2 separate regions of the Homo sapiens genome follow, and region 2 is linked to region 1. Evidence: chromatin loops called from intact Hi-C (ENCODE). Cell type or tissue: A673. All regions are shown on one strand. Links, peaks and the distances in the headings refer to the core of each region. The heading gives the core; the rest is flanking DNA. Region 1 overlaps ADAM12 (ADAM metallopeptidase domain 12). Region 2 overlaps C10orf90 (chromosome 10 open reading frame 90).

Region 1 (2,913 bases), core at 209-2,708:
ATGCATTTAGATTGATATACACTGGAAACTCTGAACAAAAAATACCATAAGCAAAGTTAAAAGACATTTCCCATGTAATAACAGGCAGAGTATTAATATCCTGAGTATATAAAGAACTTCTAAAATTAATATGAAAAAGCTCAACAGAATAATAAATGTCCCTGCAACCCCTTAACCCTATCACCCTCCTTTCATCGCCTTTTAGATGATCTGAGAATTTTGTCATCTACGTTGAGACCAAGAGATCATCTTAGCCCCTTTCCCATGGTGGTGTCTGGTTTTCTTCATGACTCAATTGCATCTGGTGCTTTTTCTTAGCAAAGTCAAGGTGGGTTTTGTTGGGCAGAATGACTGGACACCAAGCTCTGCGCTGGACAAAGTGCATGACTGTTGTCGTGTGTGAAGGAGCTGTGTGCTAAGGAGGGTGCAGTGGAGACAGACTAACACCTGAGCTGCTCAAAAGAGGAGCTTCTCAGAGGAAACCCTGAGAAGATGCATGTACCTTTCTCTGCAGAGACCTGCACCCAGCTGGCGTCCAGAGGATCTGAGTGAGGAGTACTGAGTATACTCAGCCACTTCTTGCCAGTCTGCCACTTAATTGGGGCTGCAGCATAACCTTTGCTCGATGATAAAATTAACCTTGATTCCGGACTGATATCTGTCTTCACTAAGGAAGTGTCTGTGCTGTGGTTTCTTTTTGTAAGCTGTGACATTATCAAAGAATAGAATATTGCAGGCATGACACACGGGAACTTTTGTCTTAGACTTAGAAGACCTTCCTATTTTTCTTTCCTGCCGAGATAGACTTTCAGCTCTCAATTGGGTAATTCAGTGAGGTCCCCTCCTTCCTTCTTCACCCCCACTTCCTCTCATCTGCTTTCCCGTTTTCATAAGCCACAGATTTAGGCCTTGTTTTATTACATTTCACAGTGTGCTTAAATACCCCCTACAGTTCTTCATCTCATTACAAAAGACAATTTACATGAGGGTAAAATGGCGATGTCAATGTGATTTGTTTTGCTGCTGGATTTTGTAAAACGTTCTGTATCAGGGCTTTCCTGTAGGGTGCCAGAGAGACAAGAGTGAAACTAGGGTTCATTTAAAAACCGCTGTTGGTAATCTGTAAGTAAATCAGATATTCCCGACATAGACCCTGGCTGGGTCATGTTGGGCTTTGCATTAAATATTAAGACTGTAGAACAATATTTTATGCAATGGAAAATTCTATAGTTAAAAACAAGAGGCAGTTGATTTATTATAAGTGGGCAAAAATGTGTTATAACTGAAATGGGATTCTCTCCTCCTCCCCTTTAGGGTCACTGTTACTACCATGGACATGTACGGGGATATTCTGATTCAGCAGTCAGTCTCAGCACGTGTTCTGGTCTCAGGTAAGTGGCCATGACCATGGCGGCTCTAGTCTTCAGCCATCTACTGCAGGCAACCTCTGTCTTTTCCTGCTCGTGCTAAAGCACTGAGAGTGAGTGATGGGGGCTCCCAGCTCAGCTACACCTCCACCTAGGCAAGAGAACACGGAGGCCCTCTCTCCACTGCTTACAAGAGCATGGCCACCCAGGATCTTAGCCTCATGTTCATGCCCCCTCTTACAGTGCCATCCTCAGGCCTGGTGGGGTAAAAGCGACTGAACTGGTTGAGTTTCTACATCCAAGCATTTTGTGAATTATTTTCCATTTATGTGGCTCTGATGCTTTATAATTCCCAGTGCTAAAAGATAGAACATTACATACCAATGTTGAAGCTGCTGGCTTAATGTAAATCTTAAAGGGCCTCCTCTCATTAGGAAACAAAGTAAGGAAACTAATTTAGCAACAACCAAGGTGAGTTGAATAGAGGCATGGATTGGTAGGGGGTTTGCTACTATGCTACGGGCATGATGCAGGAAACAATTACCTTCCCATGCTAGACAAGTCAACCCCAGGTGTTACTCACAGCCCGCTTCCTTCCACATCACAGTTATTGGCCATCAGGTGGCCCTTATGTGCTCCCCAGGAAAATCATTTTGTTTGATAAATTTCCAGCTGTTTCAGCCTTTTTACTGGATTTGCTTATCGAATTTGTGAACTAAATGTTTGTAACCTCAGAGTCCTGGGTAACTTTGGCCCAAGGCACCAAAGCATGATTCCATGGGAGGGAAGAGAGAGAAGGCCCTGGAAGGATATACCTGCTTGAGTTAAAAAGCAGAATCACATTCTGCGCATCAGCAGTTCCTGTGACGTCTTTGCAGGTTCTGTGTGGGATCATGGAGGATGAGAATATGCATGTGACACACACAACAACCACACACCTACCAGTTTATTCTTTGCTGCCCTCACTTCTACTCCAGCCAGCAGAGAATGAGAGTTCTATTTGCTCACATGTTCCCCATTGCTCAATACATCTGATTTATCTCTAAGTATTTACCAGCGTTGGTCCTTTCATGTAACTAAAAATAAGTACACAAAGCTATTCCTCTTCCTCGTTCATCCCGTTCCAGTCCCACTCAGATAAAAATGCAAGCTGGGAATTCCCCTCCCAGCTTTCTCATCCCTTGTGCATGTAAACACATAGTCAGAGATTGGGGTGTGTATTTGTTTATTTTTACAAACATAGAGTCACATCATATACATCATTCTACGGCTTTCTTTTGTCACCCAACCCTGTCTGTCTCTCCAAGTTAGCAGACACAGACCCAAATCATTGAGTGAACACACACATTTGCATGCACACACACATTTCTGCATACCTGCATTTTTTTAAAAGCATTTTTATGTCCTATTTATGCAACACAATTGAACTTTAAGATGTCTGCTACTCTGAAAAGTGAAGGAGGTGCCTTGTGGTTTGAATTTGCTTCTCTTCAGTTATTCATTCGTTCAGAAAACATTCCTTGAGTGCTTCCTCATTGCCAGTTCT
Region 2 (2,913 bases), core at 155-2,654, 370 kb before region 1:
ACCATGCCTGGCTAATTCTGTATTTTTAGTGGAGACGGGGTTTCTCCATGTTGGTCAGGCTGGTCTCAAACTCACGACCTCAGGTGATCCGCCCATCTCAGCCTCCCAAAGTGCTGGGATTACAAGTGTGAGCCACCATGCCCAGCTGGGCATTTGATTTCTATTGTTTTGCTCTCTGGACCTTGACTTCCATGATGCCAAGCAGCAGGGAGCAACTGAATTAGAGTCTAAACCGGCAAATGTGGAGGACTCCAAAGGACCAAGGTAGGGAGGGGGCTCCTGGTAACCACCGTTGCTGTTTCCTTTCAGGACTACTGACTAATCTCCCACATAAACCTGTGGCCCCAAGTTCCAGCCACCTCCAGAATTCTGTCTTTCCTCTCCATTGAGGATATGAGCCTGTATTCAGGGGTTCCTGGGCTTGGCGGAGGTGGTTATCGAATTAGATGATCCCCGTTGACACATCATTAGATAAATTAAGAATAGATGCCCAGCAGAGAAAACCAATTCATGACTCAGGCCAATGTTTCCAGAACGTGTAACTTGTCATAAACATCTAGTTTTCCTGCCCTTCCTGCCATCTCTGAGCATCAGGTGTGCAGTAAAAAGCCTTGGACAAGACATCTGAGTGTTATGAACCCAGTGCTCTGGCATCCTGGTGGCCCTTGAAAGAGAGTTTACTGTCTATATTTCAATAGACTGCTTGAATAATCGGGATCTTTTTCTATTTGCAGGAGACCCTGGCATCACAAAACACAAAAATGATTTCATCCATAGTCATCTCCCAGATGATTGATGAGAATAAGTCAAGAGAAAACAGGGCCTCCTTGCCCCTACCGTGTGCCATTGCTCAGTCTCGTGCACATCACGCCAAGCAATCTCTGGCTAACCGCAGCGGAGTCAACATTCACAGAGCATTTGCGTTACTTCCGGGCAGATTAGGAATCCCGGCACCGTCAGATGAGCGAGGACCTGAGGCAGAGCTGCCGCCCAAAGAGGAGAGACCCTGTGGGGGCCCCCGCAGAGGGTTTGCATCCATCACCATCACGGCCAGACGCGTGGGCCCCCCAGCCCGCGCCCTGGTGTGGGGGACTGCTGGGGACTCTCTGTGCCCCAAGTGCAGGGCTGAGGACACACTGTTCCAGGCGCCCCCGGCTCTGGCCAATGGCGCCCATCCAGGTCGGCATCAGAGATCTTTTGCCTGCACAGAGTTCTCCAGAAACAGCTCCGTGGTGCGGCTGAAGGTTCCCGAGGCCCACACTGGGTTGTGTGAGAGACGCAAGTACTGGGTCACCCATGCAGACGACAAAGAGACCAGTTTTTCTCCAGACACCCCACTGTCAGGAAAGAGCCCGCTGGTGTTCAGTTCCTGTGTCCACCTCAGGGTGTCTCAGCAGTGTCCAGATTCAATCTATTACGTAGACAAGTCTCTCTCCGTCCCCATTGAGCCACCTCAAATTGCCAGCCCCAAAATGCACAGATCCGTCCTGTCGCTCAACCTCAATTGTAGTTCCCACAGATTAACAGCAGATGGAGTAGATGGCCTAGTGAACAGAGAGCCAATAAGCGAAGCCCTGAAGCAGGAGCTCCTGGAGGGAGACCAGGACCTCGTAGGCCAGCGCTGGAACCCAGGTTTACAAGAAAGTCACTTGAAGGAAACCCCATCGTTGAGGCGGGTGCATTTGGGGACCGGCGCTTGTCCTTGGAGTGGTTCTTTTCCATTGGAAAACACAGAATTGGCAAATGTGGGAGCTAACCAAGTCACTGTAAGAAAAGGGGAAAAGGACCATACAACTCATTGTCACGCCAGCGATCATGCCAACCAACTGTCCATTCACATTCCTGGCTGGAGTTACAGGGCAGGTGAGTGGTGCGTCCATCTGCAGGAGGGTGACCTGAGTAAATGTCCTAGCAAGGTGACTGTTGAGTGAATTTCTTATACAAAACTTATTCTAAGAGGCATTTCTCAGTAGACTTGCAGTGATCTGCTCTGCTCATAGTTGACAACTGATAGCTCGGCATCGATGTCTGATTGGATAGATTTTTTTAGTTGAGACTTTTGTAGATTGTAAGAGGCCTTCTGTCAAATTCTTGTTCCCAATAGTTCCAGACCATATGTAATGAGAAGGAAATGAGGGCCTCCAAAGGAAGTTAATTTACAACATGCCCAAATTGCGTTCCAAAAGAGGGTGAGAAGAATGAAATGCCATTCGCCCCCAGATGTTTCATCTCTCTCGCCAAACATCTGCGTGTTTGGAAGTGTCCAGATTTCTGTACTTTCTACTTTTCAAGTTAGCCTCATTGATATAAAAGCTAGACTGCAAAGCTTCATAATGGAGCGTGTAAGTGTGAATGTGTGTATGTGAATGTGTGCGTGTGTGCGTGTATAATAATTATAGGACATTTTCTAAATTAGGCAAGTCAGGGACTCTCTGTGCCAAATAGTAGTAGCAGCAGCAGCAGCAATTTTCTGTCCCCCTGGTTTTGTCTTCTGGGGCATCTTGACCAGGATTTGTTGCTGTTTCTGCCATTTCCAGGGCCGGGAAGAATTCCCAGGATGGGTTGCCCTGAGGACTCTGCACCTTTCTTGGGAAATCAAAAGAGGAAAGCAGGCATTTTTTGGAAGAAAGAGGCCAGATTTCTTTCTTTCTCTGTGTAAACTTCTGATTTTCAACTTTGCTTTCTGCAAGAGGCTCTGGTTTATGAATTACTTTCTATTTGGAAAAAAGTATTTAAAGATATTAGTATACAATTGAAAATGCAGGATATGCATCATAATTTTACGGTACAACTTTTATTCATTAAAGCTTTATTAATAAAAATGACTGTAAAACATTTAAAGTTATAATGTGTATAGAAATGTTAAATGATGTAATTAATTTTAACAACTGTATATATATTGAAATATTGAAT

Evidence for each region. Peaks named below come from ENCODE experiments on the same cell type or tissue, not always from the same donor. Only the 100,000 strongest peaks of a DNase experiment are listed, where the experiment ranks them.
Region 2: it touches region 1 in a loop (4-fold over the local background); 2 of 110 quality-filtered maps call a loop at or near these places.

What each region holds. Positions count from the first base shown.
Region 1 is chr10:126,134,062-126,136,974 of GRCh38, reverse strand. It overlaps ADAM12 (ADAM metallopeptidase domain 12), which reads left to right. Exons shown (of 23, transcript NM_001288973.2): 5 at 1,315-1,391. Among named protein-coding and RNA genes, the nearest start is that of FANK1-AS1, 160 kb to the right of the region's middle. RefSeq lists an enhancer at 598-1,797. In A673, for the core only: a CTCF peak has its summit at 1,618 (motif pointing left); DNase peaks (open chromatin) are centred at 924 and 1,584; H3K27ac peaks cover 1,293 bases.
Region 2 is chr10:126,502,907-126,505,819 of GRCh38, reverse strand. C10orf90 (chromosome 10 open reading frame 90) reads left to right here. Exons shown (of 10, transcript NM_001350921.2): 4 at 735-1,863. It overlaps LOC105378549 (a long non-coding RNA gene), which reads right to left. Exons shown (of 3, transcript XR_001747637.3): 3 at 2,635-2,714. Among named protein-coding and RNA genes, the nearest start is that of LINC00601, 82 kb to the right of the region's middle. In A673, for the core only: CTCF peaks have their summits at 1,315 and 1,516; a DNase peak (open chromatin) is centred at 1,529.